Regions from separate parts of the Homo sapiens genome. Here region 2 is linked to region 1. Evidence: chromatin loops called from intact Hi-C (ENCODE). Cell type or tissue: heart left ventricle. All regions are shown on one strand. Each heading gives the region's core, and the rest is flanking DNA. Links, peaks and the distances in the headings are about the cores only.

The links. Hi-C counts contacts between places; a loop is a spot of excess contacts. Peaks named below come from ENCODE experiments on the same cell type or tissue, not always from the same donor. Only the 100,000 strongest peaks of a DNase experiment are listed, where the experiment ranks them.
Region 2: it touches region 1 in a loop (7-fold over the local background); 9 of 110 quality-filtered maps call a loop at or near these places.

Annotation. Positions count from the first base shown.
Region 1 is chr18:1,663,357-1,669,339 of GRCh38, reverse strand. No RefSeq gene overlaps it. Among named protein-coding and RNA genes, the nearest start is that of LINC00470, 310 kb to the right of the region's middle. RefSeq lists a silencer at 4,978-5,272. In heart left ventricle, for the core only: a CTCF peak has its summit at 5,076 (motif pointing right); a DNase peak (open chromatin) is centred at 5,039; H3K27ac peaks cover 444 bases.
Region 2 is chr18:1,775,976-1,781,958 of GRCh38, reverse strand. LOC105371959 (a long non-coding RNA gene) reads right to left here and starts at 2,437. Exons shown (of 3, transcript XR_935093.3): 1 at 1,942-2,437; 2 at 1,320-1,441; 3 at 1-245. In heart left ventricle, for the core only: no CTCF peak of the experiment used is centred there; no DNase peak of the experiment used is centred there; H3K27ac peaks cover 295 bases.

The sequences.
Region 1 (5,983 bases), core at 348-5,347:
AGTGCATCTCTAAGCTCTATACAGCCTTTGCAGAACTCTGGTATCTCATGGACAAAAATCATATTTGTTTTTGCTCCATTATATGATCAGAAAAAAAATGCATCACAGCTGAACACAGCATACATGTCCCAAAATACTGTTGAAAGAATTCTGTTTTTAAAAATCTTTCAAAAGTGATATTTGGATAGTAATAGAGATGCCCTCACTCAATATTAAAGCTTGCCATAATCATTTACAGAATAGAACTAAGTGAAAAAAGGAATGTAATTAGTAATGTCCTTTTACAGTGAGGCTGTTATGATCTTTCTGATAATACCAAGTGAGAGATCTCTCCTCTCTAGCTGCTGATTGAAGAAAGTTACATAAAATGCTTAAAGATGAGATTTTAAAAAATTTGAATTCAATGATGACTTGAAAAGCCTTCAACCAACTGATTAATTCATAAGGAAAGCAAATTTAAAGAAAACAGTGTTCAACAATATTTATGAAATATTATATACGCATACATATATACACATATATATACAAATATATACACACACATATACAAATGGGTTAGTTTTTTTAATCCTTATTTAGTGTTTTTTAGTGTTTTTCTCTACCTTATATATTATTTTTATTAAAATATTAGAAACCAAAATAAACATGTAGAATCTAATGTAAAAGCAAAGCTTGGCCATTTCATTTAGATCGGAGCAGCTCTTGCTGAATATAAAGCCCTCGAGATCCTAAAGCAATGTCCAAGTAAATGAACAGAGGAAATAAAGCCATTGACAGCTCTACAAAGAGGCAGTACGAATGACTTCAGGATTCATGCTATTTGTATCCCCTGATAACCCTGTCATCTAAGTCACAGTGCTTGCTAGGCACTGGCAAGGCAGATGGAAAAGTATTAAGTACAGGGTGAGATATTTACATTCAGTAGACTGTTACTAGGTGACGAAGACTGGCAGCAGCTTGTTCTAAAAAATTAATTTCACATATACAACTCTTGAGGGATAGCTTAATTATGCTTTGTAAGAAAATTTACAGTGATAAATATCTCCAGGTAGCTCAAATGGGCAAATAATATTGGGAAAGGAGAAAAATCCATCTATTTCCACACAATATCTATCAGAAAGATCCTAACAACCTCACTGTAAATGGACATCATTAATTACATTCCCTCTTTTCACTTCATTCTCTTCTGTGAATGATTATGGCAAACTTTAATATTGAGTGTGGACATCTCTATTACCATCCAAATATGCCTTTTAAAAGATTTTTTAAAATAGAATTCTTTCAACACTATTTTGGGACATGTATGCTATGTTCAGTTATGATGCATTTTTTTCTGGTGAATATGTATTCACTTACCTCTTCTTTCCCTTTGAGTCAGACTACAATTCCCTACTCCTCTTTGGAATTAGCCATGTGACTGGTTTTGGCTAAAGGAATGTGAGTAGGAAGTTATCTGAGCAGAGTCTTTAAAATGTGTTTGAACATTTCGGTTTGCCCCTTGGCTTCTGCCATTTCTATGGGTTTGTGCTTCAAATAACTGCTGATCCTAAAATGATATGTAGCAGATCTGAACCTAACCTTCAGTCTGGAGCCAAAGCCAACTGGACCACAGACTGAAGCAGTTTATCAGCCAGCCCCAGCCAAGATTAGCAAAACCTTAGCTGGGCTGCAGACCTATAGGTGTGAGAATGAATGCTCATCTTTGTAAGCCATTTAGTTAGTTACACAGCATTATTTTTATAATAGCTAAATTAATTATACTGTAACAAAACAAATGAACAAGGGCAACGATAACAATAAAAATGAATATTTTAACATTATCTCATTATTTCTAGCTCTTATTTTTGTCTCTCATTTTACTCTCACGACATACTTCTCCATGATTTCCAAATATAGTATTGAACAGTTAGATAGCTTATCAATATATTATGTTCATTCACAAAAAAGACTACATTTTAAAAAAGGTCACATGTTGAAAGAAGATATTTGTTACCCATATAGCTAACAATAGAATACTAAGTGGAATACATTAAGAATTTCTACAAAACAAATAAGAAACACAAAATCTATTCAAGAGAAAATGGGCAAAAGATGTGACCATGTGATGCACACACAGGGGAACATATGTAATCAACACATATAAACATGTTCAATCTCATTAGAAATCTGTAAAATAAAAGATTAAACCATTAGATTAGTAAAACTGAAACCATCAGACAGACCACGTGTTGATGACAGTATAGAATAATGAAACTTCTCATGCTTTCCTGATAGGACATAGCTATGGAGAACAATCTAGCAATCTCTAGAAATACAAATACACACAGCTTAGGATCTAAGAATTCTACTGCTGGAGTGTAGGGCATCTCTTGCATGTGTAAACATGGAGGCATGTTCTGCATTACATAGACACATATTTGGAGAAAACTTAGATGTCAAACAAGAAGCAAAATAAGAAATCGTGGCACTCATACAGTGCAATAGAACAGTATGCCAAATTAAAGAACTAGAGCTGTGCATTTCAGCCCAAATGAAGTTCATAAAAATCTGTGAGCAATTAAAAATATGTTTTCATTTAATCTGAGGTAATTTCCAGATTTTCTGATCCTGGGAAAGGATTACAAAAAGGCTTCTTCACTTTTCTCACAACTAGGCTTGCAATTTGGCTTTGTCAGTCATGATAAAATCTGGAACAATACTTCTTTTAATTGCCTCCTTTAACTTCTAAGGATGTAAGATAGATGGGTGACATATGATATCAGATGGACTGTTTTTAATGAAAAGAATTGACATTTAAAATCATTCAATACAATTGGAATCTCTCATTACGCCTACATTTTCAACCTATAGTAGTTTTCTATTGTGCACCATCTAGGTAAATGCCTACAATTACATACTGCTGTTTTTCTTGTCTTTTGTGCTGAACCATGGGCGTCATTCAACTTAAGCAGGACATGGCCTTTCAGCCCTGATGCTTCTCCTCATAGTCCCATAGATAGCTCTCACAGTAACTCTATTGTAAAGTAAAATGTGCTTTTCTTCTTACTTGTGTGCTGCTTATCAGTACCTGAGCATTGGAGGCAGTTTCTCTCTCCTCTGGTTCTCACTCACCATCAGTTCCCACGTGATTCCCTGTTCCCCATTCTAGCTATCCTGCACATTCTTCTCCCTCATTATCTTGCCTTCAGTTTAAACTTACAGGCTGTTGGTGTCCGGACAAACACATTCTTTCCTGACATTGAGAGGTACAACCCGTCTCTATGCAAGATGTGATCTTTATGTAGTCTTGGCCACAATTCTAAGCCACAGTGCTAGGCACTGGTGAGGCAGATGGAAAAGTATTAAGTAAAAAATGAGATATTTACATTCAGTAGACTGTTACCAGGTGACCAAGACTGGTAGCAGCTTGTTCTAAATAATTAATTTCACATATACAACTCTTGAGGGATACTTTAATTATGCTTTGTAGAAAATTTACAGTGATAAATATCTCCAGGTAGCTCAAATGGGCAAATAATATTATACAGAGTAACCCTTTGCTCTTCCAAAGGCTTCTATCATTAGTGATAACAAATGTTGAGAAGAGCACTGGTGCTACCTGTTCTGAAGATAATTCTCTACTTATTTCAAAAGTATCACCCATTTTTGTATAAAAGAGCAAAAGAATATAGCTATCAATAGTTGGGATAAATCTTGTTAGCCTCCACAGTACACGCCAGGATCATTACCCGGGACAACAGCCCATTTTCCGGCTAGGCCTGTACTATGTACAGCCACGTTTGTATATGCCATGTTGATGAGAACTCCAAGGCATAATTTTATGGCTGCCACTTTAAGGAAGAGAGGAAAGTAGGTAAGGACAGTGGCTTTCAGGAGTAAAGCAATTTTCTGACAGTTTTTGATCAAAGTATTATCACTGTCTAAGATTTTTTTTTTTTTTTGCCTCCACTAGAAATACATACGTTTAAGATGATAGATGCCAAACAGAATACTGTGATGAGAGGGTCAGGGAAAGATCTCACCTAGCAAGAATGTGTGATTAATTTCCCTTCTGAATTTATGAGACAGGGCAGTCAAGGCCATTCTAAAATAGCAACAGGGTGATTAGAAGGTGACTGAGTAAACAATGTAATAACTCTGAGTGGAATTTAATCTCTTCATATGTTCTGCTAAAAACTCCAGTTTTTGAAAGAATACAATGAACCCAGAAGGGGTACTATTGCCATTAATGCTACCACAAGGAAGGAAGAGTGAAAGGAGGCAACCCGGTCCTAAAACACTGATATTTGTTCCATTCATTCGCTATATGTACCTTCAATTGCTAATATGTATGCAGTTTTCCAGGCACTTTGGGATGCGAAGTCAAAAAGGTGATTTCCTTATTTACAAAACTATAGTATGTTTAATGAAGTGTAAAAGATCTGCTAATGCATTTTGTTCTTTTTTTCCGAAGACTTTAAAATACGAATTATTACTATTTATTGAATATGTATTATGTGTCTAGGACTTTACATAGGTAATTTTATTTTTATAAATATATAGTATCATTAACAGGTGATTATTGACTCTGTATATTTTAAAGATTTGAGAAAATAAGACTCAGGTTAAATAACTTGTTCAACGTCCCCTAATTAGTCAGTGCTAGTGCTGGAATTTGGATGTGTGTGAATTGCAAAGTTTGTTTTGCTAAGCAAAGTCCAGGGGCTGTCTGTAAAGAGGGGTCTAGGAGTCTATTATAGGTATACACTGACATTATATAGAACTCAACTTGCGATCAAATATGTCAGCCAACATAAAGGAAACACGTATTACTAAGGTTGATTCTTAAAAGCAACATGGCCTGGGCTTAGGGGCTATACATTCAGGAGAAGTGGCATCTATGTGGTTTATGAACCAAAACAGTATCCTTCAAAGTAAGAATGAATATGTATGTATATGGTCTGCACTGTAGAATGAAGTAGTTCTTTCTGATGGAGCTGGGGATGTGGCCAGAAGGGGATGCATGTGCAACTTTGCATTTGCGACTAACCCCTAGGGGGCGCCGAGTCTACAGAGCTAGGAGAGAAGTTTGTGCTAAGTTCCACGGGATAAACTGATACGCTTCCTGGCTGGGTGTGAAGGAGCGCCTCTTTTCTTGCACATATCCCTACTGTAAATGTATCCCAAATGTTTGATCCTAAATCATACTTCATATCAGCCGCTGTTTATATTATGTTCCAAGCCTCCCCCTGCTGGTTGCCTGAGTGACATTTTTGAATAGAATATGACAGAGCTTGGGTAGAAGGTGAAGGACAACGCTGGCATGCTGATGTAGCCCATGCGTGCTGTTCTGATAATACGGTATCCTTAAATATAGTTATTGTCTCTCCTTCAGGAATAACTACATCTGCAATAACTAGCTCCTGGATAAAGTCATATGAATGAGAGAATTGACTGTCCTACTGAATATAACTGAATCTCAGAATAAAACCCTGCTTTTTTATTGCTTACACGTGTCCATTTGTTAACATTGCATTTGGATAAAACAATGGTTCTAAACCAATTAAATTTAGTGAAAGAGAGGAAGCTTCAATGAATGGAGCTCTTTCTTTTCCTGCCCAGATATACTACCTAGAGAGAGCTTGAAAACAAAGAGAATGTTTATCAACATAGCCAGGTAATATTTCAAATTAGATGTCAGAGAGAAGTTTTCACTTTTCATGAGGAGCTACATGTGTTAGTTAAAGCTTAAAACTCTTCAAATGTAAATCACATTGATGGGAATTTAATTTATTGTGCAGAAATTAAGGCCATTTATGAATAGAATATATTTGATTATATTCTTAGTACTCTTTCAACATGAGATAGGAGTATAGTTGAAAATAGATTTAATTAATCATTTAGTAAGAGCTTACTGTTCTTTAAATAAATAAATAAATACTACCGTAGTCGTATAAGACATAGAGATAATGAATTCATAATCTCAGTTAGCAGATTAGATACC
Region 2 (5,983 bases), core at 337-5,336, 110 kb before region 1:
TTTATTCTCAGTTTACCCCGTATAATCACAAACATGACCATGGGCAACTTCAGGCAGAGAAAAGGACATATTCCCCCTCGGGCTGTACAGAAGTACCTGGTTGATTTTCACTGGACTGAAGGCAGATACCCATTCGTGGATAAATTCATTGACTCTGTCCAAGTCCAGGTTACTTATGTACAATAAAGGTCCCTATGCTACTATCCAAGGAAGGTTGACTTACTCCCCAATGGAAAATCAGGATGCTGTTAACAGAGGAAGAGGGAATTAGTTTGATACAGGTAAGGAACAACCGATATCTGCAAGAGTTAGTAATTTAAAAACAAACACAAGCTAACAAATAATTAAATTTACGGATGCATCTAAGGGCAAATTGAAAAAAATCAAATCATAAGAAATATGAAATGAGATAAATATAAATATTTGTTAAATTTCCAAGGAGAGAGGAATTGTTCTGAGCTTAATATTGATGGAGCAATCTATGAAGTAAAGATGAATACATAGAAATGCAAACTGATTTTTCTATATTCAAAATAAATACAGCCACATTCTCTAAAATTTGTCATTTTTTTCAGATTTTGATATTTTTGCTATATAAAAATTTTTATTTTTATTTAACCAAACATGTAGGTTTCTATCTTTTTTCTCACTGATTTTTATACTGAAAAAGTCTATCTCTCACTCATAGCCCCAATTAAATATTAACAACAAATTTTTGCAATAAAATATGAAACAACATAAACAGAAGCATAGAGGGTGAGCTAAAGTGTAATAGATAAGCATGATATAATATTATTTATCCATTGCTAACATTCTATATGTAAAGTAAATAATACTTTGCATAGTGAAAATCTAGAAATAAAAATAAAGGAAGAAAAGGGGTATTGAGAAAGTAAAACTTGAATAAAAATTAAAGTAGGTGAAGGAGCAAAGCATGAGAATGGGTAGAGGAAGAGCCATGGCAGAGGAAACTGCAAGTGAGTTACTTGCAAGCCTGACACATTTGAAGACAGTGTAATAAAGCAAAGTGAGAAACCAGTTTTAAAAATTTAGTAAAAAGAATAATGAATATATTTGTGCACATACACTCTCAATCATGTATAAATATGTATAGAAAACTCCTAGTTGGAAAACTAGAAAATGATAAAAGTAGTACTAAGGATGATTTTGTTCAATTTTTGCTTTTCTGTCATTTCAATTTTTTACAAAAAACATATTTTCCTTTTACACGAGTTTTCCTTTTAAAACTCATTGAACAGGTACAGATTTAGCAACTGAAAGAATTGCACAATTTAAAACCATGAAATGAAACCACATACCTGATATTAATTACCAAATTTCCAATGTAAAAGCATGCCGAGTTCTTAGTCTTGTACAAAAACTGATGAATACAGATTCTCATCAACAAAATGTTTTTCATTCTCTTCCCAGAATTGCTCAGCTAACAAATAACCAGACAAGCAACTTACTGTCTTATGGTGAGAACATCAGCCTTGTGCTTAATTTAAGTTATGACTTCATAGCAACTTGCCAAATGTGAGATAATATCTTCTCATTCCTATTAGTTCAGTGAAATATCTATAAAGGCACATTTGAACCCTTAGAAGATGGCAAGGCTCAGTCCCTGAAATGGGATTATAGTTCCTTCTTTGCCAGAGAGTTGACGGACGGGTATCAATCCCATACCTCCAGAGCACAGAATGTGTGCACAGCAATTACACAGGGACAAATGTGTTTAAAGAGCACACTCTGGTTCTGCCAGCTAGATCAATAAGTGACAACCGAGAGTTGGAATTATCAAGACATGGTGGGTCTGGAAATTGCTTTTAACCTTTGCCTTCATTTATTACTGCCAACTCCTTAGAGGAAACATTTAAAATATGAGTGACCAAATGGCACTATGACATTCTAAGTGGGCTACTATGTATGTAGATGGGTTACCGGAATTGTCGGGTCTTAAGCTGAGTCTCTTTCTCTTCACATATCATCTCCAGCACATCCCGAAGAACATAGGTGGAAAATGTGTGGTCTGAGTTGTTTTTTCACATGCTGGATGCCTTCAGGTAGCCAGAGACATGTCCACAGAGAGAACAGCACATGCTAAGTATTTTGAAAGGGCGATAAAATGCTTAGTATTCAGTTTGCTTTTAGTTTGTACTGAGCAAGGATTAATCTGAGCTGGTGCCTTTGCCCTCAGCTGAACTCAACCTGGAATTATATCACCCTCACAGGTTCCTGTGATCCAGCCAAATGTTTATTTGCATAAATATAGCCAATAATTGCTTCTTTCAGTTCTGTTTATTCCTCGTTACCATTGGTGATGTATTCATTGTTTCTTTTGGCTCTGGGAATCAGTTAGGGTAACATTAGCTGCCATAACCACCAGTGATTAACACCAAAAAAGCTTATAGTGCGATAGTTCCAGTTTACAGTGCAATATAGACATACCTAGCCACTAGGTGAATTTCTTCCACATAATCATTTAGGGATTCAGGCTTCTGCTAACTTGATGTTCTGTCATCTGCTAGAGCCCCCAGAGTCCCCTGCATCAAACCCGTGAGAGGAAACCAGAATGAAAATGCTCCAACTGATTCTTATACACTGTACGTTGAAACCATGTCCTTTCTAGTCTGATTTCATAGGCAAAAAGTAGTCATATGCCCATATGGCATATTGTTGCAGTGGGACTGGGAAATAGAGTTTCTTGCTAAGCAGTTTGTCACTTAAGAGTTTCTGGAAGATGGAATGTGAATTTTTAGGTGAACAGCTAGTTACCTCTGCCAGAGTGACTCTGATTGGGTTCTTGTTAATCTTTAGCAATCTCTAAAAATGGTGTGTCAAAGTGCCAATCCTTTCCCTTCTGGGATCAGAACTTTGTTAGGGTAAAGTTTGGAGGGAGAAAAATGACTGCTGACTTTCTTCCAACCATCTCAAGTCCCAGAGCATAGGGTGGTAGACATGTCCTTCACCTGCCCACACAGTTGGGGAAGGACCTATTGCTGGCTCCCTTAGGCAACATCTAGAGATAATAAACTCTTCACTGTTGGTAGCCTTTCCCAGCATTTTCCTCAATAAATATTTCTTATTAGTAATAATCTTAAAATCTTGAGCTGAGGCAGCCTCATATACTAGAAAGAGCATGGGCTTTGAGAATAAGCAAGGGCAATAATAACAACCTGCTTTTGAATTCCTGTTCTTGTTTACTAGTATATGCCCTTGGGTGATGAAATGAAACTGAGTCTGGAATTCTCCATCTTCAAATTGGCAGTACATCTGGTCTCTCATTGAGCCTGACACATTTTTGGCACTATGTAAACCATGTCTATTTTCCCTCGCAGATAACAGTTAACAACAAATTGTTCAGAAGTAGAGCATTAGAGAGGTAAACTTTCAAGATGTTCTTCTAGTAATTAATATACCTAAAGCCAGTAAGCTATAAGGCTCATCATAATCTCAAGAGAAATATTGATTCTTCGGTATTTTTTTAAAAGGAGAAAAATACTTTTAAGGTCCACTATAGTACTCTTTAGTTTTTCTGGTAAATTAATTTGAAGGCTGAAGAGATGGAGGAATCATAAACCAGGATGAATGTAAATGTTCTCCAGTCATCCTTTGGAGGAGTAAGAGTGACGCTGGAGCCTTGTTTTGTCATGGCTGGCAACATGTCCCCCTTCGGCAGGGCAACAGCTATCATTTGTACTTTTCTGTGAGGTAACATTCAATTGTTCATTACCATTTATTTCTTCCCAGTCCAGAAGTATGGAATGAGTTGTTTCTAGGCAATCTGCTTCCATTCATCCTCCTTAATCATGAGAAGACAGTATTGAGACAATTACTTTATTCTATTCTTAAGCACTGTGTGCTATTTCATGCCAAGCATTGTGCTTGCAATTGTAAATAAGACATCTCTGTATTTTTGAACTGCTTATTGCACAACTCTATTTGGATGTCCCTTGCATTCAACAGGTCCAAAAGTGAACTCCATATCAAGTGGGAGATTTAACCAATAAGGCTCAAACATAAGCCTCATAAGCACAGGTTTCCTCCAATGTCATGGAAGTAATGTAGCAATATGTTCATAGTCACATGGTTTAAATAAGGTGGGCAAATTGCATAAGCTTCATGCTCCACAAAACCTAGCTTCCTCTTTGTTCTTACCAAGTCTGGCCCTCTCCCAGTATTCTCTCCTCAGAGTGCATGGAACTACCATGCATTCAGTTGCTATAGCCAGACACCTTGGAAGACACCTTTTCTTCACTACTCTCTTTTCTTCACTCCCGTCAGACAAATCAACTATTTGATTTGTTCATCATCAACAATGCCACTCTTAACTCCTAAATTCAAGCAGGTCTATTTCTCAATATTCTCAGTAAAAGTATCCTATTCAGACTTTCATTTTCTCACCCACATTAACACAATAGGTCCTTAAGTAGTCCTGGTAGACTGATATGTGAGAAGTACTACTATAAAGTACATTGCCAAGCAGATAAAGAAATTCTTGAGAAATATTAGCAATTATGAATGTACTGAAGCAATTGGAAATTTATTCAACAACATGAGCAAATATACTTGGACATAATAAATTAAAAATCAAGTTTCCAAAGAATGTATATAGAATTTTCCTCATTTCCTGTTTAAAAAAATTTACCCCCTCCCCACTCTTTCTTATTCACCAAAATTGTAGCAGGGTTTAGATTTGGCTTATAGGATTATTAATGATGTTTTTCTTTAGTGTTAGTTTCTATTTTCTACAATGAGTATATATTACTTTTGTAAGTAGACAAGAAAAAGATAGCAAATGCATAGTCCAGAGTGTCTACAATGAAGTCTGCTTATTCATTTCAGGTTTAGTAAATAATATATTATAATCTGGTACACTTGCAAAAGGCCATGGGCTTCTCAGAGACTGGAGGTTCCCAGACATGGAGAAGTAAGCAATGAGAATGCTGACAGGAAAGGTACATTTTGGAAGATACAGCACAGCATTTTGTGCTATGAGAAAGATGGTCCCTGAGATCCCTGTGGCTCTAGTTCCTCACAGAGGAACAGCATCAGCGTATTACAGGCTTCTTGACCCTTTTTCAGATATTTTTATCATTTATATCAGACAGACCTGCTTTCAAATTAGTAACACTTATAGTTCATTTAATTTCTCTGCACCTCCTATAACTCAGCCATAAAATGGAGATAATGAAAGTAGCTATTAACATAAGTTGATTTTGAGTATAGTACCTGCTATGTAGTAAACATGCCACAAATGTTATTAGTTATTAATATTCTTCTCCTTCCTGTTGTAAGAGGAAAATTATTTGCTTCCTTCACCTTTCTGAATTGGACAAAAGAAAACATGAGATTAAATTGTCTTAGTAAATATGACACTACATTATAAAATTGGATATAATATTATTTGTTTAAGAAATAAACACTCTGTAGCCGGGTGCGGTGGCTCATGCCTGTAATCCCAGCACTTTGGGAGGCCGAAGTGGGCCGATCATGAGGTCAGGAGATCGAGACCATCCTGGCTAACACGGTGAAACCCCATCTCTACTAAAAATACAAAAAATTAGCCGGGCATGGTGGTGGGCGCCTGTAGTCCCAGCTACTCGGGAGGCTGAGGCAGGAGAATGGTGTGAACCCAGGAGGTGGAGCTTGCAGTGAGCCGAGATAGCACCACTGCACTCCAGCCTGGGTGACAAAGTGAGACTCCGTCTCAAAAAAAAAGAAATAAACACTCTGTGACTAGCAATCATTCTCCCCCTTCCCCCACACAAACAACCTATCCTACTTGGTAAGACAATATTTATTTTCTGTACAGAATGAATTAACGACCTGTAGTGTTAATGTCATATCTTAAATTTACATTTAATTAATTAAATTTGACAAGTTTTCTAGAGTTTACTAAAGATTTAAGCCCTAATTTTTACATATTCATTTTTTCAACAAGCATTTATTATATATCTCATACTAGCCTAGATGCCAGTGA